Regions from separate parts of the Mus musculus genome. Here all the other regions are linked to region 5. Evidence: chromatin loops called from intact Hi-C (ENCODE). Cell type or tissue: gastrocnemius. All regions are shown on one strand. Links, peaks and the distances in the headings refer to the core of each region. The heading gives the core; the rest is flanking DNA. Region 1 holds the start of Srrt (serrate RNA effector molecule homolog (Arabidopsis)). Region 2 holds the start of Mospd3 (motile sperm domain containing 3). Region 3 holds the start of Slc12a9 (solute carrier family 12 (potassium/chloride transporters), member 9). Region 4 holds the start of Trip6 (thyroid hormone receptor interactor 6). Region 5 holds the start of Pop7 (processing of precursor 7, ribonuclease P family, (S. cerevisiae)).

Region 1 (6,264 bases), core at 838-5,837, 200 kb after region 5:
TCCACAGGTCTTGCCTGGATTCAGCATGTCTTCACTGACCTATTTCTTCATGTCCCAGGGTCTGCCTCTTCTGTTTCCACCTTCTGGTGCTCTCTTTCTTTGACACCACTTTCTTCCCCAAGACCCAGACACATCTCTTATATCCTTCTCATCCCCACCCCTGCCCCTTCCACCTTCATTGGGCTTCATTTTGAGTCTCCTGATGGTGTGGGAGGGAGGGACCTGATAGCCTCTTTGGTTCCCCTCCACTGCAGGAAATTTGCCCCACGATGCTCAGTGTGTGGTGGGGCCATCATGCCGGAACCAGGTCAGGAGGAGACGGTGAGAATTGTTGCTCTGGATCGAAGTTTCCACATCGGCTGTTACAAGTGTGAGGTGAGGGGGGGTCCCTGGGCAGGAGCGAGAGCTTTGCAGAGCCCGGGAAGCTGGGGGAAAAGCACTGTGGGAAAGTCCCAGGCTAATGAAGGTTTTGTTCTTTCTCACAGGAGTGTGGGCTGCTGCTGTCCTCTGAGGGAGAGTGTCAAGGCTGCTACCCGCTGGATGGGCACATCTTGTGCAAGGCTTGCAGCGCCTGGCGTATCCAAGAGCTCTCAGCCACTGTCACCACTGATTGTTGACTGCTCTGAGAAGTACCTGCTGGGATCTCAGCCCCCGTCCGTCCGTCCGTCACTTCCCCCAACATCTACCCTTAGTGTTTGCCATCAAATGCTGTCTTTTCTTCCTCTCTTCATGAAATAATAATCCCTGGAGCATTTAAAAGCACTTCCAAGTCTGTTCTTTATTGGAGTCTCACAGGATGAGGCTGGTGAAAGCTTGAACTCCAGCACTCAGGAGGCGGAGGCAGAGTGTGAGTTTGAGCCCAGCCTAGTTTACATACTAAGTTCCAGGACAGTGAGGGGCTACATAATGAGATCCTGCATATCTTTTATTAACTCTCATCCTGTACTATTGTTGTTGTTACATAAATTAACCTGTTTACTGTAGGCTAGGGATGTCTCAGATGATTGGATTTCTGCTGGTCTTTCAAGTCCTTCAGACTTCTGATGCCAGATACAACAGCAGAAGTGGTGTCGCAGATCTGGGCTGCACCAGCCACCACAGTGCCAGATGCCAGTGGCCTGTTTTCTTCATCTTGGTCTTGCTCCAGAAGGAACAAATATACCTGGTGTGCTCATCGATTTCAATTTTCCATGCCATTCTCCAGAGGGAGGCATCATCTCGGATCCTATGTTTACTTACGATGCTGACCTGCTCGGTGCATTTAGCCACAGTGCCGTGACATAGGCCAAATGTCAAACAGAGGTAGTTCTCTAAAGGACAAACTGTAAAGTATCCCAGGCTACCCTTGGTTTGAAACATTGCTAGATAGCTGAGGCTGTTCTCGAACCCGGGATCCCTCTGCCCTCATTTCTGCAGTGCTGGGGCTGCAGGAATGTGACACTGCACATGGCTACTTTTCTTGTGGGGGATGGAGGGTGCTGGGGATGGGCCAGAGACTCATATATGCTAAGCACATGCCCACCTGCTGAACAGCACCTTCAGTCTCCCTCTCTCCTTTCTTAGCTTATTTCTTCCTAAACCCAGGTCCTGTCATACGGTAGGCAAGCATTCTATCATTGAGCTGTACGACTCTCATTGCTTCCCTCCTCTTCCTCCTCTACTTCTTTCTTGAGACGGGGCCTTCTTTCTCTGTGTAGCCCTGCCTGGCTGGCCTGGAACTCCCTTTGTAGACTAGGTTGGCCTCCAACTCAGAGATCTGCCTGCCTCTGCCACCAGAGTGCTGGGATTAGAGGTGAGCGCCACCATGCTCCCATCTTCTTGAATTACGTGTGTATGAGCTGGTTGCAAGACTTAAATCCCAGTACTCAGGAGGCAGAGACAGGAAGATCTCTCAGTCTGAGGCCAACCTAGTCTACAAGGGGAGTTCCAGGCCAGCCATGGGGTACACAGAAACCTTGTTTTGGAACAAAATGATGAGTATATGTATCTGTGTATCAGTGTGTGGGTGTGTGTGCATCTGAGTGCAGTGCCCTTGCAGACCAGAAGAGGTGTCAGTTCCCTAGGCACTGGAGTTAACAGTCTGTGAGCAGCCAGCCACATGGGAGCTGGGACTCCAACTCTGATTTTCTGCAAGACCAGGAAGTGCTCTTACACACTGGACCGGCCTCTTTGGAAAATGTTTTTGAGAAAGGGTTTTAGAAAATTGTCAAGGCTGGCTTTGAACTCATTTTGCAACCCCTGAATTTGATTCTGCTTTGACTTACTGAGTAACTCGGGTTACGCCTGTGCCAACGTAACTGTCTGCTAAGTTTTTAAAATGCCCCCTTGTAAATACACCTTATTAGATGCTGGGATTTTTCATTCTTTTCTGGGAGCAAGACAGTGGCATGCTCCCTTGTTTAGCTTAGTATTCTATTCATGGAAAAGGGCTTACTGTTATCTTAGGGATTTCAACTGGAAACTAGTGGATCCTGGTGGTTGTTTCCAGACTGCAATGTAAAGACTCCCATTAAAGAACTGGGCATTAAGATCGAGGTTTACACTTTTGCATGAGTATTAGGCTCCTCTGTCCAAGACAAGCAGGAAGAACGCATTTTATAAGTAGCACATACTGTATTTTTTTGCAGGAGAAAATGGTGGGAGGAGATGCCTCTAAAATGGTTGCTTCTATGAATTATTCCCTAGACATCCATCGTCCCCAAACCCCTCGATAGCAAATCCGCCCTTGAGGAGGTCAAGAGGTGCCCCAGCCCAGGGCTATTGCAAAGCAACCTTTGGATGCAAACTAGCTCCTACCCAGGATACCTTACGGGAGTGACACTTAACTTCTCCAGTGCCCTCCTTTTCAAGTAGGCACGAGCACGTTCAGAAGGCCTGGCTTGGCCCAGCTCAACTTCCGTAGCTCCGAGAAGCTGGGGCGATTTTGTCGCAAAACCACGCGAGACTTCCGCGTCTCCACCCTCTTCCCGTCATTCTTTTAATCTCGGAGTTTTAGTTTGGTCCGGGGGTCTTGTTTTGTAGTTGGAGGCCGAGCTCCGGGAGTGACGTAGGACGCGCGCGCGCCTCCTTGCCCCCCCCCCCCCCCCGCGGTCCCGCTCTTCTCTTCCCCTTCGTCTCCGGGCTGAGAATCCCAGCGTCTCCTTCCAACCCTCTTTGTGGTCCATTGTCGCTCGTTCCGGTCCGCCCGGAAAACAAGCCCGCCGGCGCGCGCTTCCAACGGCCCCGACCGCTGCCAGGTGGGGGAGGGGAAGGAAAGGCCCGGGCGGCGGGATTGCGAGGAGAGGACCGTGCCCGGGGGCTTCGGGGGTGGACGAGGGGGAATCCGTGGGGACAGTGAAACTGTCGGAGCGATCGCCCTGCCCGGGATGGCAGGCCGGCCTCGGCGGGAGGGAGGCGGGCGTGCTGTCCCCGGGGGATTGTCCCTCCTCTGGTCCTTGTTCATCATCACCGTGTCTACCCGCCGCCGGGCCCCAGGCCTCCTCTGACAGCACCATGGGTGACAGTGATGATGAATACGACCGAAGACGCAGGGACAAATTTCGAAGAGAGCGCAGCGATTATGACCGTTCCCGGGAAAGGGATGAAAGACGGCGAGGGGACGATTGGAATGACCGGTGAGACAGTATTAACGTCCATACCCCGCCCCGTACAACCCTTCCGCGCCACAATTTTTCTTTTCGTTTCCTTTTTTGTCTTTACCTTACAAAATCTTATTAGGATGCAGTTTACCGTTGAGCCATTTCTGTAGTTTCAGTCTATTCACCGTTGGCTCAGATTTTGAGCTTTTAACCAAAGTGACGGTCAGTATTAGTGCTGGACAGGAGCTCCGCACAGCTGGTTGGACTGCATCTTCCGTGCAGGCTACATAGGGAGACACAATCTCAAATCCAAATATTAAGAAAGCACAAACTGACCAAAGTGAGATTGGCCCGAAACTCTTTAGGTAGCTCAAGATGACATTAAACTTCTGAATTAAGGAAGTATTCTACCACATCCTGTTTAAGAGTTTTTTGAAAGGATTTTTAAAACAGGTAATTGAGATAAGAAATGTGCAAGTGCATTTCTTCTTTTATATAATAAAACGTTCATGGGGGTTTGCTTACATTATGTCTATGCACCTCATTCGTTCCTGGTGCCCGAGGAGGCCAACAGAAGGCTTTAGATCCTCTGGGAAATGGGCAGGAAAGATGGTTGTGAATTGCTTTGTGGGTGCTGGGACTCAAAGCCTAGTCCTCCGCAAGAGGAGCCAACCAAGAGTGGTTAAAAGGAGTGCATTTAACTACTGAGCCAGCTCTCTACCTCTCTTCCTTTTTAAATCCAGAGGTGAAGTAAAAACAACAAAAACAAAGCCAGTTTAGTGAGTTAAGCGCCATAGCTCAACTTGAAAACAGATTTCTTTATTTTTAAAGATTTATTTGTTTGAGTGCTCAATTTGCATGTACATCTGCATGACAGAATAGGGCATCTGGTCCCTGTAGTTGTTGCTGGGATTTGAACTCATGACCTGGATAAGCAGCCAGTGCTCTTAACTGCTGAGTCATCTCTCAGTTTCTTTAGAGGGATTTGAAATGACTTTGAGATAGAATTTAAGAGGTTGAGACCAGCCAGGGCTACATGGTGAGACTCCCTTTCACGAAACAAGTATGAAATGAAGGGAAAGCCTGGAAAAGAGGAAGCCTAGTGTGGGTGTGATTGTGAGAGTGTGTGGATGGTATATGCAAATGAGTGTGATTTATGGGGCCTACAGCTAGAGGAACAAGCATCTGTGAGTGGCTTGCCACGTGTGCTAAGAGGAGCCGCACATGGGTCCCTTGTAGGATTAGCAAGAACCCTTAACCACTGAGTCAGTTCTCCAGCACGTTATCAAAAATTAATTATTTAGCTTTTGGTATGTTTTTTGAGACAGAGTTTCTCTGTACAGCCTTGACTGTCCTGGAACTCACTCTGTAGACCAGACTGGCCTCGAACTCAAGAGATCTACCTGCCTCTGCCTCTGCCTCTGCCTCCCGAGTGCTGGGGTTAAAGGTGTGCGGCACTGTGGTTTTTGTTTTTTTAATGTATAAGTGTTTTGCCTACGTGATTTCTGTGCACCACATTCATGCTGTGCCTGATAGCTGTAGGAAGCCAGAACAGTGTTGTATCCTTAGAGCTGGAACTGACAGAAGGATGTGAGCTGCTGTGTGGCTCCTAGGAGCCGAGCCTTGCTTCTTTGAACTCTGAGAGCCATCTCTCTTAGCCCCCTTGCCCTTTAGGTTTTGAGAAAGGGCCTCACGTAGAATAAGCTGACCTGGAACATAACACTCCTGCCTTAAGCCTCTTCAGGGCTGGAAATAGAAGGGTGAGCCACCATGCCCAGCTCACCTTAGTGCTTCTTTAAGAAAAAAGAAAATCAAATTTGCTTTTCTGAGTCTGAAGCTAGATGAAGTCTTTCAGAGGTCAAAGTGGCTTTGGTTACATGTCACAAGTAGGCATGATCATTGCAAAGGAACTTAAGTTCTGAGGAGCAGAAGATGGCCATCTATGTAGTGCTTTGGAGAGCCACAGGAAAGAGACACTTAGCTGGATTTCTAGGGAATTCCCTAGACACAGGTGCTGTGAACAGCTTGCGGTCAGTAAGCACAACACAGTTGAGACAGGAGCACGTGCTCTTGGTTGATGTAGTGGTTCTCAGACTGTAGAGAGACATTGCTGTTTTTCTTAGTGGAGCTGCAGGAGTGCTGGTTAAAGCCGCTAGTACCTTAGGACAGAAGTCATGAAAAGGATGCACGGTTGAAGGAAGAGCACCACTTAGTGTCCCAGATAGAGCACTGTGTTTTGTTTCTGGTTTGGTTTTATGGATGAGAAGAATGCATAAAAGAGCATTGTGCTAAGCATTGGGTAGTCACTGCAAGAGCAGCTGGGTGATTGATGGGGGAGCCTGGAGTGGTTTTCACAGGTGCTGGGTTTTTATTGGAGCATTGTCAACACCGGGGCTTCACACTTAGTGCTTGGCAGATGTGTGTAGGAAAAGAAGTTAAGAGAAGTGTTACTAAGAGGAAAGCTGTCAGTATTTGTTGCTAGTGGAGCATGCTGGTAGAAACTCATTTTAGAAACTTGTATATATTAGTATGAGTAGTCCTGATGTTTAGACTTTGAGATGAGAGTCTATGATGCACCATGGCTTGATACTGTACAGTGAAAAGTGTCAGGAGCTGTTTAAGATCTGCTAGCAGTGATTTTAATGTAGCAGAATTGAAGGGCATCGACAATTCTAGGCGAGTGTTT
Region 2 (6,264 bases), core at 459-5,458, 96 kb before region 5:
TTGTTTTTTAACTATGAATGACACTTTATTCAGTCATTTTCTTTACAACTGAAACTCTGGGAATTCAAAATTAACATCCTTGCCTGTGAGCTTCTTGTACTCACCAGAAAAAGTTTCAACCTTGTGTTCCACGTTGTTCTGCTGTGCTTTGTCTAAGTGAACTTTTATGAGCCGGCTGCCATCCAGTTTCACACGGATCCTCTTACCCACAATTTCACTTGGGAAGACTAAGTCCTCAAGGATGGCATCGTGCACTGCTGTCAGGGTGCGGCTTCTGGGGCGCTTCTTGCTTATTTTTCGTTCGGCTTTTCCGGGTTGGCTTGGGCAGAATCCACCTCTGAGCAATGAGGACTACATTCTTCCCACTGAACTTTTTCTCCAATTCACACTAGCCGGACTTGGATTTTCTGGAAAGATTTAAGCTGAGGAACTGGTACAAAAATTACGATAGCTTTCCGACCACCACCAACTTCAATTTCCTTGGCTGCGGTGATGTTGAGTTCCCGCAGCTGCGCCTTGAGATCAGAATTCATCTCCAGCTCGAGAAGCGCCCGAGAGATGCCAGACTCGAACTCGTCGGGCTTCTCGCCATTGGGCTTCACGATCTTGGCGCTCGAGCTGAACATGTTCGTCCTGACGGAGCGCCGGCTTAGAAAAAGTTCTCCTGCTTTCTTGGTGGTTCCTGTTTTGGTTTGTAGGCACATCTTTAGTATCGAAAGTTTTCTTTACATGTATATGACCCACGTATTGTCAGAGGTCAAATGAGGGCGTTCGATTCCCAGAAACTGGAGTTATAGTTGTCACTATGTCTATGCTGGAAGCGAACCTGGGTCCGAACCCTTCAGCACTAACCCTCTTATTTAAAAAAAAAAAAAAAAGTTCCTGCCTCATCCAGTTCTGCTTATTGATTACTGACTTAATCATACGTTTCCCAGGCCCAGATAAACAAACGCTAGGTCGTTGCTCACAGTCCCGCCTCTCGCACTTAACTCTCAGACAGAGAAGGAACTCAGGACACATAAAATTCTTACCAAGATCAAGCCAATCAGTGGTGCCAAAGGAGGCGTGTTTGGTCTTTGAAGAACACCAATCAGCGAACATTGGGGCGGAAGGGATTCAGCACCCACCAATAAGAGAGGCCGTACGGCGGAAGTGCATAAAGGAACTCTCGGGAAGATGGCGCCCTTAATTTGGTCACAAGTTGACCGGAGGAAACTTTGACCGCGAGGTGATTATCACAGTACAAGCGGCTGTTCACAGGCGGGATCCCGAGCAGAGCATATGCCGAGCTCAAGGAAAGGGCACAGGGACACAATTCGGTGACCTGGAGGTCAGGGACTCTCAAAGAGCAGAGTCCGTCAGGAGATCGGAGCGGGAAGACCCGGAAAAGGCGTGGTCAGAAACAGGGCGGGTTTACTGCGCCCCAAACCGGAAGACCCGGATTGGGAAGCGACGAGGCGGGACGGATTTTAGCCAGGTGGGCGTGGCCACTGCGGTGCGGTTTGGGGGCGGGGCCTATAGGAACCTGGGGCCCAGCTGGCAGGAGAGGAGGTTTGGGAACCGGGGCCCGGGGCTGCAGGATCCACATCTAGCGGGGTTCCAAGGCAGTGGTGACATCAGGCCTCGCTCTGCTCATGATCTCCCCCTGTCCTCTTTTCATCCATCGCGTCACTAGCCCTAAACTCTAAGACCCTCTTGTCCTCCTGAGCTCTGCCCTCGGATGTCCGACCGCCCAGAGCCTGCATGCGCCGTGGGGCGCCCCAGGACCAGGAGCTGGTGGGTCCGGGGGCCCCTGGGCGGGGGTCCCGGGGCTCCCCTCCTTCCTCAGGACCCGTTGTCCCGGTGCTGGTCTTTCCCCCGGATCTAGTATTCAGGGCGGACCAGAGAAGTGGACCCCGGCAGCTGCTGACCCTCTACAACCCCACGGGAACTGCGCTTCGCTTCCGAGGTGAAGAGACGGGCGCCTTAGAGCTAGGGCTCTGGGGGTTAGTAGCAGGATATGGGAAGACTGTGTGGGCTGGAGGAATTAATCAAGAGGCAAGATGCCTAGCTTTGGGTCTGAAAAAAAAATCATGTCCATCTCCGGGGTTGCTGACATGAGGGGCCCCGGTGGAGCACTATAAGTAAAACTTGCCTAAGATCTCTTCGCGTATCTTTATCTGACAGTTCTGTGCACAGCACCTGCCAAATACACGGTATTCGATGCAGAGGGATATGTGAAGCCTCAGTCCTGCATTGACATGTGAGTGGGGAGGTTGGGGAAGCAGCCAGGCACCACAGCTACCTGTTGTCTTTTCTCCTGCTGACTGCAGTCACTCTGGGAAAAGTTTCTGGGGAGGAGATCTGGATTTACATGGTTGGTTGCCTCTCACTTCCTTTCCTCCCAATGGTTCAGTGTGATACGGCACGTGGCCCCCGTCCCCAGCCACTATGACGTCCAGGACAGATTCCGCATTGAGCTGTCTGAGGAGGGGACTGAGGGACGAGTGGTTGGAAGAAAAGACATCACCTCTGTTCTTCGAGCCCCAGCGTACCCCCTGGAGCTTCAGGGACATTCTGAGCCAACGCCCAACCCAGGGCCTCCTGTGTGGACAGGACTGACCCCAGCCAGACATCTTCAGGAGAGTGAGTTGAACAGATTCTTTGTGTGTGTGTGTGTGTGTGTGTGTGTGTGTGTGTGTGGTATTGTGTATATGTATTGTGTGAGTATATGCATGTGGGTCCTTATGCATGGACTTGAGCACATGTGCAGTCTCTTCTCACCCTTAGTTGTTTTGAGACAGGCTCTCTCATTGAACCTAATATACATTCATTTGTAGACTGGATGGGCGGTGCAGAATCCAGAGCCTCCACCGCCCAAACACTGGGATTATAGGCATACACTTCCATGCCCAGTTTTAAGTATGTTCTGGAGAACTGAACTCAGATCTCCATGCTTGCATGGTCAGCCCTTTTTTTGATTGAGTCATCTCTCCACGGGTCTTGGTTTTCTGCAGTACTGGGCAAAGGCCTACCAGGTACCAAGTACTGTACTGCTGAGCAGTAACCCCAGCCCTGCACTGGGGACCTCTGTAGGGAGAGAAGACGCAGTCGCAATACCCTAGAAAGAAACTAAATGGGGTTTGAAGAAGTCTCTGGGCTCAGGGGTGTGTGTGTGCTGTGTGTGTGTCTGTGTATGTGTATGGTGTGTGTGTGTGTGGTATGTGTGTGTGTGGTGTGCATGTGGTGTGTGTGTGTGTGTGGTGTGTGTGTGTGTGGTATGTGTGTGTGTGTGTGGTGTGTGTGTGGTGTGTGTCTGTGTGGTGTGTGTGTGAGTGTGGTGTGTGTGCGTGTGCTGTATATGGGGGTGTGTGTGTGTGTGTGTGTGGGTGTGTGTGTGTGTGTGTCATGTGTGTGTGTGTGTGGTGTGTGTGTGTGTGTGTGGTGTGTGTGTGGTGTGTGTGTGTGGTGTGTGTGGTGTGTGGTGTGTGTGTGTGTGTGTGTGTGTGTGTGTGTGGTGTGTGTGTGTGTAGATAATCCTGCTTGAGGTTTTTTATCAGGTGTGAGGAAGAAGACTTTGCAGTTGTCCTGGTTTCTAACTTCTAATCAGAGAGACAAGTTCTTCTCCAGCTCCAACTGCAGTGTCTCAGGTGCCAGCTATGTTCAGTTCAATGAAAAACCTGTACTGAGTGATCAGCTCTCTCTCTCTCTCTCTCTTTTTTAAAAAAGAATTTACTTATTTATTTTATATATATAACGAGACACATCAGAAGAGGACATCAGACCCCATTACAGATGGTTGTGAACCACCATGTGGTTTCTGGGAATTGAACTCAGGACCTCTGGAAGAACAGTCAGTGCTCTTAACCATTGAGCCATCTCTCTAGCCCCGAGCAGTCAGCTCTGGTATGCTTGATATGAGAGATACAGAGGTCCCTTCCTGTCAGCCCAGGACACTGAGAACATAGTATAGAAGGCAAGAGGAAGTGGGGACCAGAGGACAGAGCTTCTTGTGGCTTCAGGACAGAGGCACCAAGGAGAAGAGAACATTCCCAGGGTACCCTTAGAAGGCAATAGGATGTAAACACAAAGACATGGTGGCACAGGCCTGGGGTAACACCACATGGGGGTTTGCAAGCAAGGAAGGAGGGTTGCAGGTTCGAAGCCAGCCTCGGCTACTTAGGAATACTTAGAAAAACAGCTGGATGAGAAGGTTGAGGAGACAGTTCAGTTGGTAAAGAACACGGACCGGAGCTCAGTCCCCAGCACTGGTGACACGGTAGCAATTTGTTTGTAATTCCAGTTGTGAGGATGCAGAGTCAGACAGATCCTTGGTGCTGGCTAAGCAGTCGGCCGGTCTAACAGACAAGTCCAGGTTCCACTGAGAGACCCAGTTCCTCAAACACACGTTAGATGGCACCTGAGGCCTCTCTACATAGCACATGTACATGTCCCCACCCACCCACTCATCCATGTACACACTCAGGAAAGAGAACCACAGCTGGATATGGTGTTGCACATCTGTAATCCCAGCACTTGGGAGGGAGAGGCAGGAGGATCAGAAATTCAAAACCCAGTTCTTTTGTTTTGTTTTTGTTTTTGTTTTGAGACAGGGTTTCTCTGTGCAGTCCTGGCTGTCCTGGAACTCACTCTGTAGACCAGGTTGGCCTTGAATTCAGAAACCCGCCTGCCTCTGCCTCCCGAGTGCTGGGATTAAAGGCGTGCGCCACCACTGTTCGGCTCAAGACCCGTTCTTGGATACATAATGAGTTTGTGGCCATCTTAGGCTACATGCATGTGAATCCCTGTTTCTAAATACGTAAATAGTACACGAATCAACCCCAACAACGTAGTTTCATCTCTCCCGTCCTTCCCGATCCCTGAGAGACTGTGGCCCCCAGTGCTCATCTCCCTCCTTTTGCAGATGCCCCCCAGCAGCTGGCCACCAGCTCCTTCCTGCTCTTCTTGCTGGCAGGCGTCATCTCTGTGGCCTTCCTGCTCCTACCACTGCAGGATGAGCTTGGCAGCCAGCTGCCTCAAGTCCTGCACGTGTCCCTGGGACAGAAGCTGGTTGCGGCCTACGTCTTAGGTGAGCACAGTGGAGGAGTACGGGGCCCTCTTCCGGAGAAAGGATAGGGAGAGGAAGGCCCCTACATGGACTCTCTCTCTCTCTCTCCCACCTTCAGGCCTCCTCACCATGGTGCTCCTCCGGACCTGAACTCTCAGCTGAACCCACCTCACCCACCCTCTCCTTCGCAGGCAGGGACCTAAGGCAGCCACTGTGATGTTTGCACCTTGCTCCTCCTCCCTCGCTTCCGCCCATCCGTTGCTCCTCCTCCCTCGCTTCCGCCCATCCGTTGCTCCTCCTCCCTCGCTTCCGCCCATCCGTTGCTCCTCCTCCCTCGCTTCCGCCCATCCGTTGCTCCTCCTCCCTCGTTTCCGCCCATCCGTTGCTCCTCCTCCCTCGCTTCCGCCCATCCGTTGCTCCTCCTCCCTCGCTTCCGCCCATCCGTTGATTGTCAGCCTCCCCACAGCAAGCACCTGGGATTTGTACTCATTTTCCAAGTTGATTAAAATACATTTTAAAAATCAAAATGAGAAACGTAGGATGCTTATCGCAAACTTCTTACTTTTTCTTTTTCTAATGGTGTGTGTGTGCGCGCGTGTCTGCATACACATGTACGTGCGTGAGTATGTATGTATGTATGTATGCATGTACTCGCATATAAGAGTGCACACCAGAGGGCTGGTGAGATGGCTCAGTGGTTAAGAGCACTGACTGCTCTTCCAAAGGTCCTGAGTTCAAATCCCAGCAACCACATGGTGGCTCACAACCATCCGTAATGAGATCTGACGCCCTCTTCTAGAGTGTCAGAAGACAGCTACAGTGTACTTACATATAATAAATAAATAAATCTTTAAAAAAAAAAGTGTACACCAGAGGTCAGAAGACAAATTTCTGCATTGGTTCTCTCCTTCTAGCTTATGGATTCTAGGTACTGAGCTCAGGTTATGAGACTCGGTGGCAAGTGTGAGCCCTACAGTCTTAATTTTTGAGGCTAAGGCTCTCAGTGATTGGCTAGGACCAGTGAAGCAGGCGTCTGCTTGTCTCCACCTTCCCGGCACTGGGGTTACACATTCACGCAGCTGCACCATTAAATATGGACGTGACAGATTCCAGAATCAGTGGGGAGATGGGTTGCTGGGCATCCAGAGGATTAACTGATTCGGTTAATTGGGATGGGCAACCGACCCTGTTTGTCAGCTGCATCTTTTCATGGGTTT
Region 3 (6,264 bases), core at 500-5,499, 170 kb after region 5:
TGTGAGCCTACCCTGATAGGCTGTCTGACGCTGGAGTTGATTCTGGGCTGCTTCCTGAAGACATTTCACTGGATGGAAGGTTTCTGTGGTAACAGTCAGAGGATATACCCGAGTGCTATTACATAGGTATACCTCTGAGATTCAGTTGAGTGCCAGCTACCTGGGCTACATGAAACCCAGCCTCAAAACCAACAGACAAAACCACACTTAATGCATAAACAACAGCCGGGCAGTGGGGGCGCACACCTTTGATCCTAGCACTTGGGAGGCAGAGTCAGGTGAATTTCTGAGTTTGAGGCCAGCCTGGTCTACAGAGTGAGTTCCAGGACATCCAGGGCTACAGAGAAACCCTGTCTCAAAAACAAACAAACAAAAAGACATAAACAAGACTAGCCAGATGTGGTAGTTCATACCTTTCATCTCAGCCCTTGGCAGAGGCAGAGAGGCAGAGAGGCAGAGAGGCAGAGAGGCAGAGGCAGAGAGGCAGAGAGGCAGAGGCAGAGGCAGAGAGGCAGAGGCAGAGAGGCAGAGAGGCAGAGAGGCAGAGAGGCAGAGAGGCAGAGGCAGAGAGGCAGAGGCAGAGAGGCAGAGAGGCAGAGGCAGAGAGGCAGAGGCAGAGGCAGAGGCAGAGAGGCAGAGAGGCAGAGGCAGAGAGGCAGAGAGGCAGAGGCAGAGAGGCAGAGGCAGAGGCAGAGAGGCAGAGGCAGAGGCAGAGGCAGAGGCAGAGGCAGAGGCAGAGGCAGAGGCAGAGGCAGAGAGGCAGAGGCAGAGGCTCTGAGTTTTAAGCCAGCCAATCTACAAAACAAGTTCCAAGTTCCAGAATAGGCAGGGCTACACAGAGGAACCTTGTCTTGAAAAATTGAGGGGGTGGGGGAGACACAACCAAGAAAGAAGAAGGCAGGCATGGTGGCAAGATAGCTATAATTCCAGCACTTGGGACGAGGAGGCAGGAAGCTTAGGAATTCATGGTTATCCACAGCTGTGCAGCCTGGGTTACTTAAGAGCCAGGCTCAAACAATCACACAAACTGCATAGTCAGAGTGGAGGGAGCTTTTAGAAATTAAAAAAAAAAAAAATCGCCAAATATTGTCTGAAACATGGGTAGCAGGGATGCCTGATTTATCCTTGGTAGAGCCACAGCAGGTGTGCCCATCTGTGTCCACATAAATTCATACGCACGAGGAAGCCTAGGTCACGTGTCTTTCTCAGTAACTTTCTACTTTATTTCTCTCACTGAACCTGGAGGTCACCAGTGCAGCTATGCTGAGCCCCAGGGATCCTCTTGTCTGCCTCCCCAGCATCCGGCTTATTCAGATTCCTTTACTTGAGCTCTGGGGATCAGAACTCGGGTCTTTGTGCTTCTAGGACAAGTGCTTTTGGTAACTTGGAGCCCCAGCCTCTTCTATGGGAATGTGAGACTCTATAACTGTGCTCATTCTGGAGGTCCAAATAACAGGGTGACCATGAATTGCTACGCTACATAAAAATTCAGAACATGTGGCTAAAGGTCTCCAAGGGGGACCAGTGAGATGGCTCAGTGGGGCACTTGCTGCTCTTGCAGAGTACCCAGATTCCGTTCCCATCACCTACATGGTGGTTGACAATCATCCGTACCTATACTCCCATGGGATCCAGCACCCCTTCTAACCTTTATGGCCACTAGGCACGCACGTGGTACACATACATACATGAGACAAAATACTCACATTTAAAAAAAAAATCTAAAGAAAAAAAGCTTCCCATCTTCAGTTCCCTAATCTAATACAACCACAGTAGTAGAACGTGCACTCACAGAATGGTTATGCATATTTAATACAATACCGTGTGAGGGGAAAAATGAATATGTATGTATTGGACTAAAGAGTCAATATGTTAAGGCTTCGTATGTACTATAGCATCACTTAGTGTGCTTGAGGCTCTGTGTTTAATCTCGGGGTGGGTGGGGGCAGTGCTCTTTTAGGAAAATAAATATTTGCATCAGGCTGTGCTGTTACTTATCTGTAATCCCAACACATGGGAGGTATAGGCAGGAGGATCAGAAACACGAAGTCTTCTTCAGCTATGTATTGAAATGGGGCTAGCCCGGTCTACATAAAGAGCGCCCCCACCCATGCCCCCTGCGAGTATACACGGTTAGTTCATCTCTCAACTGCTCTCCTTGAAGGGATGTCTTTTTTAAGTCCCGTTTTATAGATGAGGAAGCGTCGTTGGTAAGACCTGTAAGGGTTGAAGTTGGAGTTTTGGGGTCACAGATAAAGGATTTTTTTTTTCTTTTTTCGAGACAGGGTTTCTCTGTAGCCCTGGCTGTCCTGGAACGCACTCTGTAGACCAGGCTGGCCTTGAACTCAGAAATCCGCCTGCTTCTGCCTCCCAAGTGCTGGGATTAAAGGCATGCGCCACCACTGCCCAGCTCACAGTTACAGGATCTTAGGCACAAAAGCAAGCAGGGTTACCTGCTTATTTACCCGGACCTGAGTCGGGATGGAGGATCACGGCTCCCTCCCGTGGCCGAAGAGAAGAGCGCAGCCTGCGAGCTGAAACTGGACGAGGAGGGGGTCTCCTCTGAATGTGAAAGGGACCAGGCTGGAAGCCCGAGGCACTCTGGGTCTCCCGAGAAGCTGAAATAGTACGACTCCGGCAGGCGCCGACCGACGTCGCTCTCAGTTCCCAGGTGTGTACCTGAGTCAGGTGCCGCGGTTCCGCCCACTCCACTTTTCCGCAGTCGCCACGCGCCCCTTTCAGATATTCCTGGGGGCGTCCTGGAGCTCGGAGTGCAGTCAGACCCTCACCATGGGCATCTGCTAGCATCCTGGCAACGGGGGGCTCTGAGGATCGTGACCCACTACCTTGCAAAAGACACCCGAGACGCACGTGGAACGGTTTGGCTTGCAAGGCAGCGTACGAGAGTGTGGGCGGGGCTTGAGTGTAGACCACACCTTTGAGGCGGGGCTTGAATCGGGACCAATGGGACGCCTTGCTGGGGAGGGCAGGCTCCGGGCCTGACATCCCGGTAGCCCGCTTGCTTTTTCCGGCTCCCTCGCCCCCTCGGTTTATAGCGGAGCCCCACAGGCGCGCTGGGATCACACCGGAGCAGCTTCATTCCTAGGTGGTGAGTGAGCACCCTGCGGCACCCAGATGCAGGGTGCACTTGGCCGGCTGGAGCCAGATGCCTGTCCCCCCCGCCCCCCCCCAGGCATCCAGTTACTGAAGCAAGTGGACAAGAGCGGGTGGGTGGGGGAGGAGGACCCTGGGGATCCTGTGTGGCTGATGCTAGGCTGCCTGCATTTGTGTTTGGACAATTGATGGCTCTGTTTGGATTGATAGAGTTTGGAGGGCTCATTGTAGAGATTAGAAAAATCTGGTCAGGATTGAGATGGGTTGAGGGACAGGGGTGATACAAGGTGGAGCTTTGAGAGCTTTGAAAGTTTCTTATTGCCCATGTGTGAGGTGCTGTATTGAGGGTACTCGACAGGAGCAGCATAGGACTTGGGAGGAGGTGTTTACTGGTAATAGCTAACTTCCCTTTGAGGAGATCTTCTTCCCCTCTTGTTGCCAATTAAGGCGAGACCTATTTGACAAGGGGATCTGTGTCCCTTTCGCAGACTCACTGCTACCCCTAGTTTCAGAGGCACGGAGGATGACACGGTCCCTAAGAACTGAAAGGGACCCTGATTATTTAAACACCAGGGTCCGAGAGTGGGGAAGTTGCTGGGACAGTTTTGAGTTTCTGTGCCCTGTGTGTGTGTGTGTGTGTGTGTGTGTGTGTGTGTATCCTTTGCAACTCTCCTTTTGAGGAAACTGAGTGTTTAATTAGGGTTTTGTTTAGGGAGAGAGGGTCTGTGGTATTGCTATCCAGCCACTAAAACCTCTTTTTACAGGTCTCCTAGCCCTTTTGTGGCTTCCTCTGCTGGCGTTCAGCAATGGCCAGCGAGAGCTCCCCTCTTTTGGCCTACCGGCTTCTGGGGGAAGAGGGGGCTGCCTTCCCTCCCAATGGAGCTGGAGTATCTGGAGTGCCATCATCCCGCAAGCTCTCCACCTTCCTGGGTGTGGTGGTGCCCACGGTTCTGTCCATGTTTAGCATAGTCGTGTTTCTGAGGATTGGTGAGTAGAGGAGGGAATTATTGGGAAGGGGCTAAGGCTAGGGATGGACCCTAGTACATGTGGTCAGATGGAGGGTAAGGCCCCTTGAGGCCTTGTGTGTGGCTCTGCTGTGGGACTGTGCTGGCCAGTGGGATGGGGGGAAGGGGGAGAGGTATATAAGCATCCCTTGTGACCTGCTTTTCTCCCCCTGTGCAGGGTTCGTGGTGGGCCACGCTGGGCTGTTGCAGGCCTTGGCGATGCTACTGGTTGCCTACATCATTCTGGCACTAACAGTCCTCTCAGTGTGTGCCATTGCCACCAATGGAGCTGTGAGAGGGGGCGGAGCCTACTGTATCCTCCAACCTAGATGGACTGGGGTCTGGGTATTTCTGTCCTCCAAGGTTCAGGAGGGGAAAGGGGCCAATATCTTCTGTCTGAAAATAGGCCAAATGTTAATGAATATAGCCAGTAAAGGTGACCAGCACTCTTATCTTCATGCCTGGTCTCCTAACACTGTTAGCAGTTAGCGTTTTTTAAGCACAGAGTGTGTATGTAGCTCAGGGGTAGAGTGCTTGCCTAGCATGCATGGGTTCGATCCCCAGTCCTTCTCCCCCTCTAACAACAACAACCACAAAAAATTGCTCACTGATAGTCATTGTACAGATGAGGAAAGTGATACCAGGCATGGAAATGCAGGCCTCTCACCCTGGGTACCTGGGAGATGGAGGCAGGAGGATGAAAATCCCAAGAGTACCCTGGGTTACAGAATGAATTTGAGACCAGCCTGGGCAAAATAAAAAAATAAAGAGAGGGACATGATGAACCATGCCTCTAATGCTGAGGAGTTCTGGGTCATCCAACCCATAGTGAGTTGGAAGCCACCAGGGCTACTTGAGACCTTGTATCAAAAACACACAAAGTGGTGGCTGGAGAGATGGGTCAGGGGTTAAGTGTACTGGCTGCTCTTCCAGAGGGCCCGGGTTTGATTCCCAGCACCCATGTGGCAGCTCACAACTGTCTATAACTCCAGTTCCAGATGCTCCGGTCACCCTCACACAGACACACATGCAAGCAAAACACCAATGTACATGAAATGAATTCTTTTTTTTTTTTTTAAAAATTAAAAAACAAACAAAATAAAGAGTAAAAAGAGAGCAAGGGAGGCGCTCAGGGTAGAGGGCTTGCCTGACAAATGGGCTCATGTATCCTAGCGGGGAAATGGGGAAAGCTGTGCATTCTTAGGATTTATGCAGAGATTAGGACATAGGCACAGCATTGCTGGCAGCTGAGCTGATGCTTACAGGAAACCTGGATGTGAGGCAGCTGGGAGGTTGGCTTAGGGCCCCTTCCTCTATTTCAGTTTCTTTTCCCTTAACGCTCAATCTCCTGCTTCCACTTTTAGTCATGATCAGCAGGACTCTGGGGCCGGAGGTTGGTGGCAGCATTGGCCTCATGTTCTACCTGGCTAACGTCTGTGGCTGTGCCGTATCCCTGCTGGGACTGGTGGAGTCTATACTGGACGTCTTCGGGGCTGGTCTGTGCTCTCCCCAAGCTGGTGGGGGGTGCTGGGCTTCTCAGAATCTGGGATTGTGGAGTCATGTCTCCCAAGATGCACATGGGCAACCCAGTGCTTGTCTCTGCCCCCAGGGAACTTACTGTCCCCAGGCATGTCCAACCTGTAGTGCTCTGGCCACATGTGGCCAAGGATAGCAATGAATGCTCCCAACACAAAATTTTAAGCTTGCTTCAAACGTTAGGTTCTTGTTTAGATGTGTTTTCTTTTCTTTCTGTTTTTTTTTGGGGGGGGGCAGTATATGGAGTGTACATGTGTGTTGTGTGTATGTGCATGTGTAGGTGAGCCTGGTTGAGTATGCCTCGGTAGAGGCCAAAGGTCAATGTTGGCTATCTTCCCTTATCACTTTTCCTTTGTTTATTTATTTGTAAATAGACATTATTTTTTTATTGCTGTGTGTACAATGCTTATTGTGCACTGTATTGTGGTTGAGTGTGGAGGTCATGGGATAATCTTGTGCAGTCAGTTTTCTCCTTTATGCTGTTTTGGGGGACTGAGGTTTTGGGGTGAACAAACGAGGTTTACCCACTGAGCTGTCTTGCTTATGTTTTTGAGCACTGGTTTGTTAAAGAAAAGTAAGAAATAACTCCTAAGCTGGGCATGGTGGTGCA
Region 4 (6,264 bases), core at 391-5,390, 190 kb after region 5:
CCCCAGGGACCTCCGATCCCATGCTTAGACACCTCCTAGATCCCAAGACTAGTGTCTGTTATCTGAGCAAACACCTCCATCTCCCCCTGCAGTAAGTCAGGCCAAAGGTCAACAGCATTGAACTTTGAACTGCTTGGTGCAAAGTGGTGGACAATTAGTTGGGCTTGCAGTCAGCTTCTGCTAAGAGGTTTGTGATATAACTACCATTTACCTCTAGGGCACCTGAGGGCCTTAGCTTTTCTTCTACAAAGGGGTCCCTATACTAGTGAGACATACCCTGAGGGTGAGGGAGATGGCTGCACTGGAAAGGAAAAGGTGTGCCTGGGGGCGTGGCATACCAGGTACAGCTGTTGCTGTGTAAGTAGGAGTTGTGTTCGGGTCCCCAGCACCATGTCAAAGCCGGGCACCTCTGGGCACATCTAATTCCAGCATTGGCAAGAAGGCTCTTAGGGCCAGCCAGGCAATGAACGCCAGATTCTGTAAGACCCTGACTCAAAAAATAAGGTAGAGGGCTGGCATTTTTGGTACCCACATAAAGATAGGAGAGAACTGACCCCATAAAATTGTCCTTTAACCTGCACATGAATACCTTGGCATCCATACCCCCCTTTCATGCACAACACAAGATGATGATGGTGATGGTGATGGTGATGGTGATGATGAAGGTAGAGGCCAGGTATCAAGGCATACACTTTTAACCCCAACACTTGGGAGATATAGGCCAGCCAGGGATTCTCAGTGAGACCTTGTTTCAAAAAAGAAGGGAAAAAAACAATTAGAAGTTTTTTTTTTCTTTTAAATGGGGTGTCACTAAATTGTCTAGGCTGACTTTGAACTCATGATGCCCCTGCCTTAGCTGGTTGAGTGCTGGGATTATAGGCATGAGCTGCCATATCCTGAAAATGAAGTTTCTGAGGCAGTAGCTTGGTGGGTTGCGGTCCAGCCTGGGCAACATAATGAAAATCTGGTCTCATAAAAAAAATTTTTTTTAAAGTAAAAAAAGTAAATCTCCAGCGATTATGGTCGGGGATGTGAGAGGCCCTTGCTTTATCTACTACACCACTGGGACTTCTTGGACAGCCTTGAGTCATTGTGCTTGCTCCAAGCCTAGCTAGGAAGGTTGGAGACCGAACGTACGGCCTCTCATGTGGGCAGACATATTCAGCTTCGTGCCCAAGCCCTCTCAGGCCTGAGGCCAGTGACTTCATTGCGTGGGGCCTGAGGCTGGTTCCTTATCTCTAAAAGGGGCAGACTGAATAGTACTTATCTCATAGCGTTACCACAGGGTTCAAATGAGGTAAATGAACGCTTTCTCTAGGATGTGGCCTCTGATAAACAACAGACACTTTCTGCCTCCTCTGGGTACCAGCCTGCAGACTGCTGTCCCTGGAGCTTTGAAGGAAGCTGCAAAGACTAGAGATAGATCGTCCTGGCCTCCCTTTAGGGGCCTGGGAGGTCTTCCCTGGAGATTGACATCATGAACTTGAATGGCCAGGCTCTCTGCTTTTATTTCACTCAAGCCTGGTGATGCAGGCTGTAATCCCAGCTACTCAGGAGGCTGAGGCAGAGAGGGCTGCAAGTTCAGAGCCAGCCTGGGCTACAGAAGTCTCTTTTCCTCAGTAGAGGCTAACTTGAATCTCTGGGGTTTTGCTTGCTTGTTTTCTGGTTGAGACAGGGTCTAGCTCTGTAGTCTAGGCTGGCATCAAACTAAGAGCAATCCTCCTGCCTCAGCCTCTTGGTTGCTGGGATTATGGGCTGGAGCCATCATGCCTGGTTGAAATGGCTTCTCCTAACATGAAAAAGATGAGCTGCTTAGGGCCTGAGGTTGATAACAGCCAACCCTAGCACTAAAAGAACCCAGATCTGGGGCTGTAGCTCATTGGTAGATGTCTTTGTCAGGGTTTCCATTCCTGCACAAACATCATGACCAAGAAGCAAGTTGGGGAGGAAAGGGTTTATTCAGCTTACACGTCTACATTGCTGTTCATCAGTAAAGGAAGTCAGGACTGGAACTCAAGCAGGTCAGGAAGCAGGAGCTGATGCAGAAGCCATGGAGGGATGTTCTTTACTGGCTTGCTTCCCCTGGCTTGCTCAGCCTGCTCTTATAGAACCAAGACTACCAGCCCAGGGATGGCACCATCCACAAGGGGACCTCCCCACTTGATCACTAGTTGAGAAAATGTCTTACAGCTGGATCCCATGGAGGCATTTTCTCAGTTGAGACTCCTTTCTCTGGGAAAACTCCAGCTTGTGTCAAGTTGACATACAAAACCAGCCAGTACAGTAGAGCACTTAGGTCCCTAAGGTTCCTCTCAGCACTCCACAAATCCCAGCACTTAGGAGGAGGATGTAGGAAGATCAGAAGTTCAAGGTTATCTTCTGCCACTCAGAGTTCAAAGAAAGCCCAGGATGCCTGGGACCTTGTCTGGAAAACCAAAAACCTTGAGTGAGTGAGTGCCTTAAATCCCAGAGCTCAGAAGAGAGAGGCAAGTCGATTTCCATGAGTTTGTGCTTAGCTGGTTCTACACAGTGAGTTGCAGCCCAGTCAGAGCTACATCATGAAACCCTGCCTTAGAACGATAAAGCAAGAAAACAAGCAAGCCAACAGACAGACAGACAGACACCCCCCCAACCCTAAAGGAAATCTACGATGGGGCTTGGAATATAGCTGTTCTTAATCTTCTTGATCGATCTCGTAGCACTAGCTTTAATCTCCAGCATCTCTCCTCACAAGGGAAAAACATCCTAAAGGGAACTTTACCTATTTAAAGTGGAAGAGATGAGTCCTAGAGATAGTCAAATAAATGCCTGTGAAAGTGTTTAGCCAAAGCCAAATCATTGTGCAAACCTGTGTCTGATGTTTGCTGTAAGGGCTTCGGCCAAGGAGGATACCATACCTCATGGCTGACCTAAGTGTGAGTGGGCGCGTTTTATGTGGTGTAAACTCAGTCCTCAGTCTGATTTCTGTTCCTTCCTGCCTCCCTTCTCTGCTCCTAGGCGGCATGAAGCCCAACACATTGGTGCTGGGTTTTTACGACGATGCCCCACCCCAGGACCATTTTCTAACAGACCCAGCCTTCTCTGAACCTGCAGAGGGCACCAGAGAGGGCGGGTCGCCAGCCCTGAGCACGCTGTTCCCTCCACCTCGGGCTCCTGGGAGCCCCAGGGCTCTCAGTCCCCAAGACTACGTGGCCACGGTGGCAGATGCTCTCAAGATGAACAAGAATGTGGTTCTCGCACGAGCATGTGGGGCTTTGCCCCCGGAGCGGCTAAGCCGGGGGTCCAGTAGCAGCGCTCAGCTACATCATGTGGACGTGTGGCCCTTAAACCTGCTGAGGCCCCGGGGTGGACCTGGCTACGTGGACGTCTGTGGCCTTTTTCTGTTGCAGATGGCTACCATCTTAAGCATGGTGCCTGCCTGGCACAGTGCCCGGCTCCGGATCTTCCTGTGCTTGGGGCCCAGGGAGGCTCCTGGGGCAGCAGAGGGAAGGCTTCGGGCCCTGTTGAGTCAACTCAGGATCCGGGCAGAGGTGCAAGAGGTGGTGTGGGGTGAAGGGGCAGAGACTGGCGAGCCTGAGGAGGAGGAAGGGGACTTTGTGAATGGTGGTCGAGGAGACGAAGAGGCTGAGGCTCTAGCTTGCAGTGCCAATGCCCTGGTGCGAGCACAGCAGGGGCGAGGCACCGTAGGAGGCCCTGGGGGACCCGAAGGAAGGGATGGGGAGGAGGGACCCACCACAGCCCTTACCTTCCTGTACCTGCCTCGACCGCCTGCTGATCCTGCTCGCTACCCCAGATACCTGGCACTGCTGGAGACCCTGAGCCGTGATCTGGGTCCCACCCTTCTTATTCACGGGGTCACTCCGGTAACCTGCACTGATCTCTGATGCCTGTTCATACAGGGTTGGATAGAGCGGGCCCAGGCTCATTCTGAGCAATGGACGCCCCTCCCCCCGCCCCAAGTGGGCCCTGCCCTTTGGATGATGTGTTAAGGGGACCATGGTCTCCTTTGGGCGGGGGAACGGACATAGTACACTAATTCTAGGTGGCTGCCCCATTGTAGGGGAGGACATTGCGGCCCTGTCCCTGGTCTTCCTCCGCTTCCTTCACTGGTGCCTTGACCAGAGGGGCTGGCCTCTTCTGTGACTCTAGGCTACCTCAGTGTCCCCATCCTGGCCACAGACGCACCGCCTCCCTCTCCCCGACTTCCTTGGGTGGTGATGTTTGTGTTTTGTTTTATTTTTCTAACTACTGACCATAAATAAAAGACCGAAACACTATGGGCTGGTGGAGCACTGCTGGTGGGTAGGTGAGAGGCAGCCGGGTGGGAAGGGAGAGAACCGTGAGGGGGTGGAGACAGATGCGTTCAGAGCCTGGGCCGAGAGGCTGCCACGTGCAAGACTGGGGCAGGGATCCGAGAGAATTGCTGGGCCAGAGCCTCTCAGAGCGGCCTGCAGCCCACCCTGCAGCTTGGCTCCGGAGGAGGGCGGTCTTCTCTTAACAGGAGGGGGCCAGAGAGGGGAAGGATTGTAGAATAAGGCTTGGGGCCACGTGACCCTCCCCTGGAATGTGGTGACGTCAGGGGGCGTGGTCGTCTCCAAAATTGGGGAGGAAGGGAGGAAAAAAAGCCAGAAAAAGTTTCTTTGCGGGAGTCCCAAACGGGGCGTGGGACAGTAAGGGAGGGAAAGGGCCCAAGGCTCCGAGCTCCAGGCTCTGAGCTTGTGGGGACCCTGACCTCTGTCTGGAGTGGAGTAACCCTATTCCAGACCATGTCCGGGCCCACCTGGCTTCCCCCGAAGCAGCCAGAACCCTCCAGACTCCCTCAGGGGAGATCGCTGCCCAGAGGCGCCCTGGGCCCGCCAACGGCCCACGGAGCAAGTAAGTGTTCCTCTCTCACACACGCCGGAGTAGCAGAAGAGCCGCTGGCCACCTTCCTTCACCTTTTCTCCCTTGCCTGCCTGCTTCCTGCTGTCCCTTTCCCAAACCAGAGGCCCCAGCTCTTGTGCAACTTTCCCTGACTCTTGGTTGATTCCCAGACTCCCGGGAATGTGAAGAAGGAGAGCCACCCTTAGAAGGGCAGCTCTACCGAGGTACCCTTCTCCAGTCCCACCTCCTGTCTCTCCCTTTAGCACTCCAGCCTCACCCCAGGGTCAACTTTTGCCCCCTCCCGCCTGAACACTGTTATCAGCCTCCGGGGGTACCGGAAGATCGGGGGCCTACTTGGGTGGGATCCCATGGAACACCCCAGCGCCTGCAGGTGAGAAGTGGAGATGAGGGTAGGGTCTCTCAGGGTCAAGGTGAAAGAAGTCTAGGTCGGGGGTGTCATCAGCATTTGTTCTTCCTCCTTTCCCTCTGTCTCAGGGGCTCCCTCCAGACAGGGGGATCATCCGCCCTGGCAGTCTGGATGCTGAGATAGATTCGCTCACCAGCATGTTGGCTGATCTGGACGGGGGTCGCAGTCATGCACCTAGGCGGCCAGACAGACAGGTGACTTCCTGTGTTCTGTCTCTGCTTCCCCATCCTCAGCCAGTTCCCTGCCCTAGCTTCTCAGCCTCAGTCCACCCTCTTCACTGCCCACCTACCCTCTTTGCAACTAATAAACACCTGGTTCAAGGAATCACGCACTTCCTCCTTGGCAGGCCTAGGCCATGGGAACTTGTCAGAAGTCATTGCTACCCTGGGGTTCCCACCTGGCACGCATGGATCTTGGGTCTGGCTTTACTGTTTCTGCATTGCTTGTCTTCCCAGGCTTTTGAGGCTCCCCCACCCCATGCTTACCGCGGAGGCTCCCTGAAGCCCAGTGGAGGTGCTGTTCCAACCCCGATGCTCCCAGCATCCCACTATGGTGGACCTACCCCAGCCTCCTATGCTACCGCGAGCACGCCAGCTGGCCCTGCTTTCCCTGTACAAGTGAAGGTGGCTCAACCTGTGAGAGGCTGTGGACTGCCCAGGCGAGGGGCCTCTCAGGCCTCTGGGCCTCTTCCAGGCCCCCACTTTCCTCTGACAGGTCGTGGTGAAGTCTGGGGGGCTGGCTATAGGAGCCACCGAGAGCCAGGACCGGGGGTTCCGGAGGGACCTTCTGGAGTACATATCCCTGCAGGAGGAGGGAGAGGAGGTGGGCATGAGCCTCAGGTAAGCTGGGGCTGGGCACTGTGGTTTGTGGTCACCGGAAGTAACTGGGCATTGATTAGGTGGCGTGGAGGCCGAGGAGTACTTAAGATACTGTTTTTAGGAGATGTTGGTAGAGTGCTTGCTTAGTATGCAGGA
Region 5 (6,264 bases), core at 552-5,551:
TCACATCCCTGGCTCCTCACATTACTGTCATTTTATATGTGCATTTCCCTAATAGCTAATCATATTGAACATTTTGTGAGGTACTTATCCTTTGACCATGCTGAAATGTCCAGGACGTCTGTCCATTTCGTAATTGAGTTGTTTCTTGTTTCTTCTTTCTTTCCTCCCTCCCTCCCTCCCTCTCTCCCTCCCTCCCTCCCTCCCTCCCTCCCTCCCTCCCTCCCTCCCTCCCTCCCTCCTTTCCTCCCTCCCTCCCTCCCTTCCTTCCTCTCTTCCTTCCTTCCTTTCTTCTATTCTTTTCTTTCTTTTTCTGGACAGGGTTTCTCTGTGTAGCCCTGCCTGTCCTGAAACTCACTCTGTAGACCAGGCTGGAACTCAGAGACCTGCCTGCCTCTGCCTCTGGTGTGCTGGCATTACAGGTGTGCATCACTGCCACTAGCAGGGTTGTTTATTTCCTGTCTTTGCTCATTGGGATGTGTGTGTGTGTTTGCTTTTATGAAACATGTTCCTGTTACCTAAGCCTTCAAACTGCAGAGATCTGGGTTTTGCAGGCACCATGCCACTTGGGTAAACTCTTCAGTTCCCAGTTTTTACATAGTCTAGATACAAATCTTTTATTAAATATATGATGAAAAGAAAATATATTCTCCCATACCATGCTTCTTTTACCATCTCCTCCTTTATAATTTGTGTTATTATCATTATTACTATTATTATCATATGTGCACGTGTGAATGGTGTATGTTGGGCGAGAGCATATCTGTGCCAGCCACATCACCATTTGGAGGTCAGAGTACTACTGTGGTGTCGGGTCTCTCCCGTCTTTACGTAGGTCCTGCGGTTCATCAGGCTCAGGTCATTAGGCTTGGATAGAATGCACTTCACCCGCTGAGTCATCTCTCCAGCCCTTCTCTCTATAGACAGGTCTCAGACCTAAGCTGGCCTCAGACTTGCTATATAGCCCAGGATGGGACTAGGCCTCCTGCCCTCTACCTCCTGCATGCCTGGACCAAGCGTGCACCACCACACCCAGCTTTGTGCATCCTGTTTTCATATTATTTTGGTTGTTCATAAAAGTTTTCTTTTTGAGACAGGGTCTCACATTGCAGTCTGGAGCGCTCTAGCTTAACCTGGCCTCGAGGCCATGACAATCCTCCTGCCGCAGTCTCCTAAGTGCTTGTATTACAGGGTGAGTCATCGTGCCCAGCTTTAAAGGTTTCTAAATTTTATTTTTAAATTTATTTATTTTGAGTGTGTTTGGGGAGTATATGAGCATGGACATACACTCATAGGAAAGCTTTTGGGAGTGGACTTTTTTCTTCTATTATGGTGGGTCCCAGGGCCCCACCTCAGGTTCTTGGGTTTCACAGTGGGTAGCCTTACCTTAGACCCTCCACCCTTGAAATTTTGATGAACAACAGCTTATCTGTCTTCCCCACCCCACCTCGACCCTGTCTCTGGACTGGTTGCCTGACTAGCCTCTTGAAGAATCCCCTTACATTTTCTCCATTTGTTTTATAGTTAACAGTTTCATATTCAGAGCCACTGGCCACGCTATGGTCTTAAGGCCCTCCCCCACCCTCGGGTCTGTTTCAGAAGCACTCGATACACAGTCCTTTTGCATTGTGCTATGTTTGCATTTCTGTCAAGACAATGAGTTGGCCGGAGCTATAACTCAAATGGTAGCAAGTACACTGCATGAATCAGCTATGCTGGCCCACACCTGTAATTCCCACACTTGGCAGCGGGAGGCAGTTGAGCCAACCTTCAAGGGCACGCTCACTGAGTTTGATGCCAGCCTGGCTGTGAGGCCCTTTCTCCAATGGCTTGGTGTACTTGAGTGTTTCTGAGTTCTCTATTTTATTGATTTTTGTATATATACACCTGCCAACAGCACACTTTTCTTAATGACCGTATTTGCATGGTAAGTCTTAAGGGGCTGGCAAGATGGATCAGTGTGTGAGCTGTGAAGTCCTTGCTGTGTGAGCCTTTGCTCCTCAGAACCAATATAAAGGTTGAGGAATCGACTTCACAACGTGTATGGTCCCTGCACTGCATACACACAATAGCCATAGCTTTAAAAGTAAATATATATTTTTAAATTTTTATATATGTGCCTGTGTGTGTCTGGGCACACACACAGGCCAGAGGAGGGTGTCAGGTCTCCTGAAGCTGGACTTAACATTCAACATGGGTACCGGGAACAAACTCGAGTCCTCTTCAAGAGAGTCATCTTGAAGAGCAGAAAGTGCTCGTAATTGCTAAGACAGTTGAGTCCAACAACGTTACAAAATCATTTTATTCAGTCTATTTATTTGCCATAAGTTTTAGGATAAGTTTATTAAAATGGTGCAGTCGTGCACACCTAAAACATTAGCGCTGGGGAGGCCAAGGCAGGAGCATGAGTTCTAGGCTAGCCTGAGCTACATCGTTAAACCCTATCCCCACCCCCACCCCCCAAAAAAAGATTTTTTGGTTTATATGTGCAACTCTTCCTGAGACTCCTCTAAATGTTCATTAAATATATAGATCAGCTCGGAGTAAACTGAGGTCTAGCATGTCAAACCTTCCATTTTAACCTAAATCCTAGAAGTTAGGGATGTATCTCAGTTGAGTGAGTCCCTGCGGTTATAACCCTGGCACTCACAAGGTGGAGGCAGGGGGATCAGAAGTTCAAGGTTGGCTATATAGCAGAGTGCACACTTCCCTTTCCAGCCTTCAGTCAGATTCAGCCTAGGTAAGTGGCCTGGAGATGTATCTAGGACGAAGCCCCAAAGCAGGCTTCACGCCTTTCTGCAGGGAACGGTCCAAATGCTTTACCATTGCGGGCAGAGATCCAGATTCCCACTAACTTTCAGGGGCTAGGAACCCAAGCACTGCAGTTCCTGTCCCTTCCGCCAGGGAGCGGCCGGTCATGGCTTGCCGGTCGCGGGAAGCAGCTCGAGTGCGGCGGGACAGTTAAGAGGTGTGGCGGGAAGCTGCCAACACTTGGCACCTCATGTGGGTCCCTCGCAGAGGGAGGAGTCCATCATGGTGGACACGATCCCTTCGATTTCTCGGCTTCCGGGGCTGTCAGGACGTCGGGCGGGAGGTCAGCTGTCAACTCCACTGCTCAGAAGTGGGATGGACGTGGACTACAGGCTTCCGGCCCCTGCGATCCCAGCTCCAATGCTGACCCGGGGTCGCTGCCCGAACCCCCTTTTCCAGCCCTGCTTCCCGCCTCGATCCTCGAGTCCCGCCCTGCCCGGGGAGGGGAGAACTGGGCGATCCACGCCACGCCCCTCTTGGGCCCGCCTCTGTCAATTAGCCCCGCCTCTGCTAGCTAGTCCCGCCCTTCGAAGCGCTCACTAGAACCCTGCGAACCCTCAAGTCTCGCGAGCCTTAAATCGCCTTGCGCACGCGCACGAGGAAAGGAGGCGGAGAGTACGGAAGCCTAGAAGGCCATAAGCTTATCGGTTCCGGCTTGGAGCGGGGACGCGCGTGCGCAGTGCGTAGCCCTTGCTGGCGAGCCTGCCCGGCGTTCCTCTTCCGATCCCTTCTCCGTTCTTCTTCTGCATATCGAGGCCAGCGACGTCCACTTGGATCGGTCGGCGAGGCTCACGCGAGTGAAGGGCACTGAGGAAGGAAGAAGGTAGGCGTGGACACGCCGGGAATGGGAACCACGTGATGAATGAATTAAAACTGGGAGTGGAGAAAGCGGAAGTGGAAGGGCTTGAGACACTGGGAAGGAAGAGGGTGTTGAGGGCGCCCCCTTCTGGTTGCACCCTTAGAAAGCCGGGCAAGAAAGGATTCTCCTGACCTCCCTGAATCTTGTTCCTTCTCCATGCCAGGACTCAGAGCATGGCAGAAAACAGAGAACCCCGCTGTGCCATCGAGGCTGAGCTGGACCCTGTGGAGTACACCCTTCGGAAGCGACTTCCCCACCGCTTGCCCCGGAGGCCCAACGACATTTATGTCAACATGAAGACTGACTTTAAGGCCCAGCTAGCTCGCTGCCAAAAGCTCCTGGACGGAGGCACTAGGGGGCAGAACGCATGCACTGAAATCTACATTCATGGCTTGGGCCTGGCCATCAACCGGGCCATCAACATCGCCCTGCAGCTGCAGGCGGGCAGCTTTGGGTCCCTACAGGTGGCCGCCAATACCTCCACCGTGGAGCTGGTGGACGAGTTGGAGCCAGAGACTGACTCTCGGGAGCCCCTGACGAGGGTCAGGAACAACTCAGCCATCCACATCCGAGTCTTCAGGGTCACGCCCAAGTAACTGAAGGGAGGCTGACTTGGACCCACCAAGGCTTCTGAGCACACACATCCATGTGGCCGAGGTTTCTAGTGCTTCATAGTGGCTCTTGTTCTGAGTTCTGTCCTGAGCCTCTTGTTACCTTGTTACTTCAGCCTAGAGGACTGAGAATGGAGAGCCCGAGAAGTGAATCTTCCTTGTCCTGTATAATAAATTATTAAGTTGTGTTGGTGCCGGGCTTCGAATGGCCTCTTTTTCCTAGTGTAATTCTGTGTGTACTTGAATAGGAAAATGGTAGGAAAGAGCAAGTATATAGGCCACAGTAAGGCATCTCACATTGAACCACAGTATGACGGGAATCAAATTTGTTGAGTGTAACACGGAAGCTTAATTGTTACAGTGTGCTCTCAGGAAGATGAGAGAGTAGACTCATCGACTGAGCTAGCTACAGCTGGGATGTATCCGGCTCTCATGGTTCCCAGGCTTGGGAAAAGAGAAGGTTTAAAGGTGAGGGAAGTTCTTTGTGGATATAACTCAGCAAAGGAATCGTGACTAGTGAGTGTTACCTAGTTGCCTAGCATAGGATTAGGCCAGAGGTTCAATTCCTAGTAACCACAAGAATTATGACGGGGGAGGGATGGGGAGATGGCTCAATAGGCAAGGCACTTGTCAAATAATCATGAATATTTGAATCAGCAGAACTCATTTTTCTGCGGAGCATTGCAGCTCTTGAATCCAATTCCCATGCTTCTACAGTGAGATAGGTATCAGAGATGGGCGAATCCTCGCTAGCTTGTGGGCTAGCTGCTCCGGCATAAACATCAGCAGCAAGAAACCCTGGCTCGAAGTGGAAGGTGACTTACACGTAAACTGTAGCACATGTACTGGTACTCACACATACACATGCAAAACTGACGGTTTGTTTGCTGGTAGTCAAACCTAGGGCCTTTTTACCCAAAGTAAGTCTACTGTTGCTGAGCCACGCCCCCAGCTCTTCAGTGGTGGATTCTAAGTAGCCCTTCTACGGCTAAGCCCCTAGCTCTTGAACTGACAGTTTTGACTGTTACACTTGATTCCTGTTCCCGAAGAGCTCATGTGTTGCTGGGCATCGGTAGTCTAGAGTCTGAGATCAACCTAGTTCAGCTGTTTAATCTTTCTTGCCAGCTTGCTTAGATGTAAAATCACCCAGTAGACACTCCTCTGGGCATGTGTTTAGCTGAGGTAGGGAGAACCTGCTCTTTATGTGGATGGCAGCATTCCATCCATGGGCTCGGGGCCCAAACTAAATACCGAAGAGAAATTGGAGGGGCTACCAAGATGGCTCCAGGGGTAAAGGCAAGCCTGACCGCCTGAGTTTAATCCCCAGAGCCCACGTAATGGGAGAGAACCAACGTCTGAAAGCTTTCTCCTGAGACGTGTTGATTGGCTTTAGGAGCTACACAGTGGCTCACAGGCTTGTTTCTGAAAAGCCAACTGACCTGGGTGTGATCACATGCATATATTATCTTGACGCTTAAGCTGAAGCAGGAGGGTGGGTTTGAGACCAGCCTGGGCTACTCTTGTTTCAAAAGCAAACCTGCAGAGTGAAGAGATGCTTACGGTCTTGGAGAAAACCTTTGCCACCCACACATCTGACAGGAGATTGTGCCTAGAATTACAAAGATCGCCCCAGATCACCAGGACATAAATCCTTAATTAAAGGACTAATAAACTGAATAGAAGGTACATAAAGGAGGGACTGGAGAGATGGGTTCAGTGGTCAAAAACACCAGCTGCTTTTCCAGACGACTCTGGTTCAATTCCCAGAACCCTCCTGGCTCCTCCAGTGACAGGGGATTCAACACCCTCTTCTGCCCTCCCTGGGCATGGGCATGCCCACCATGCACAGATATACTTGCAAACAAAATCACATACAAATATAATTTTTTTTTCCAACACAGGGTTTCTCTGTGTAGTCTTGGCTGTCTTGAAACTCACTCTGTAAGACCAGGCTGGCCTTGAACCCATAGAGATCTGTCTGCCTCA

The links. A loop is a pair of places that touch in the nucleus more often than their neighbours do. Peaks named below come from ENCODE experiments on the same cell type or tissue, not always from the same donor. Only the 100,000 strongest peaks of a DNase experiment are listed, where the experiment ranks them.
Region 1: a loop joins it to region 5, with 4 times the contacts of the local background. A loop is called at or near these places in 6 of 42 quality-filtered maps.
Region 2: a loop joins it to region 5, with 2.5 times the contacts of the local background. A loop is called at or near these places in 3 of 42 quality-filtered maps.
Region 3: it touches region 5 in a loop (2.3-fold over the local background); 14 of 42 quality-filtered maps call a loop at or near these places.
Region 4: it touches region 5 in a loop (2.5-fold over the local background); 3 of 42 quality-filtered maps call a loop at or near these places.

Annotation. Positions count from the first base shown.
Region 1 is chr5:137,304,396-137,310,659 of GRCm38, reverse strand. It overlaps Srrt (serrate RNA effector molecule homolog (Arabidopsis)), which reads left to right and starts at 2,986. Exons shown (of 20, transcript NM_031405.2): 1 at 2,986-3,236; 2 at 3,475-3,614. The coding sequence starts at 3,493. Trip6 (thyroid hormone receptor interactor 6) reads left to right here. Exons shown (of 9, transcript NM_011639.3): 7 at 1-7; 8 at 255-375; 9 at 486-761. The coding sequence ends at 617. It also overlaps the pseudogene Gm43013. In gastrocnemius, for the core only: no CTCF peak of the experiment used is centred there; DNase peaks (open chromatin) are centred at 2,938 and 3,236; H3K4me3 peaks cover 3,216 bases; H3K27ac peaks cover 3,190 bases.
Region 2 is chr5:137,595,955-137,602,218 of GRCm38, reverse strand. Mospd3 (motile sperm domain containing 3) reads left to right here and starts at 1,511. Exons shown (of 5, transcript NM_001254762.1): 1 at 1,511-1,948; 2 at 2,167-2,242; 3 at 2,396-2,625; 4 at 4,904-5,068; 5 at 5,166-5,574. The coding sequence starts at 1,744. The coding sequence ends at 5,197. It also overlaps the pseudogene Gm7285. In gastrocnemius, for the core only: no CTCF peak of the experiment used is centred there; DNase peaks (open chromatin) are centred at 593, 1,128, 1,472 and 2,417; H3K4me3 peaks cover 2,560 bases; H3K27ac peaks cover 2,305 bases.
Region 3 is chr5:137,330,293-137,336,556 of GRCm38, reverse strand. It overlaps Slc12a9 (solute carrier family 12 (potassium/chloride transporters), member 9), which reads left to right and starts at 2,975. Exons shown (of 14, transcript NM_031406.3): 1 at 2,975-3,109; 2 at 3,879-4,101; 3 at 4,297-4,431; 4 at 5,483-5,614. The coding sequence starts at 3,921. In gastrocnemius, for the core only: a CTCF peak has its summit at 2,511 (motif pointing left); DNase peaks (open chromatin) are centred at 2,531 and 2,941; H3K4me3 peaks cover 1,494 bases; H3K27ac peaks cover 1,347 bases.
Region 4 is chr5:137,312,571-137,318,834 of GRCm38, reverse strand. Trip6 (thyroid hormone receptor interactor 6) reads left to right here and starts at 4,594. Exons shown (of 9, transcript NM_011639.3): 1 at 4,594-4,875; 2 at 5,127-5,254; 3 at 5,359-5,484; 4 at 5,746-6,129. The coding sequence starts at 4,767. It overlaps Slc12a9 (solute carrier family 12 (potassium/chloride transporters), member 9), which reads left to right. Exons shown (of 14, transcript NM_031406.3): 14 at 2,998-4,277. The coding sequence ends at 3,884. In gastrocnemius, for the core only: a CTCF peak has its summit at 3,092 (motif pointing right); DNase peaks (open chromatin) are centred at 3,156, 3,416, 3,680 and 4,527; H3K4me3 peaks cover 1,487 bases; H3K27ac peaks cover 1,929 bases.
Region 5 is chr5:137,499,646-137,505,909 of GRCm38, reverse strand. Pop7 (processing of precursor 7, ribonuclease P family, (S. cerevisiae)) reads left to right here and starts at 3,481. Exons shown (of 2, transcript NM_028753.2): 1 at 3,481-3,631; 2 at 3,831-4,471. The coding sequence starts at 3,841. The coding sequence ends at 4,263. In gastrocnemius, for the core only: CTCF peaks have their summits at 2,889 and 3,776 (motif pointing left); DNase peaks (open chromatin) are centred at 1,753, 2,952, 3,367 and 3,720; H3K4me3 peaks cover 2,456 bases; H3K27ac peaks cover 2,633 bases.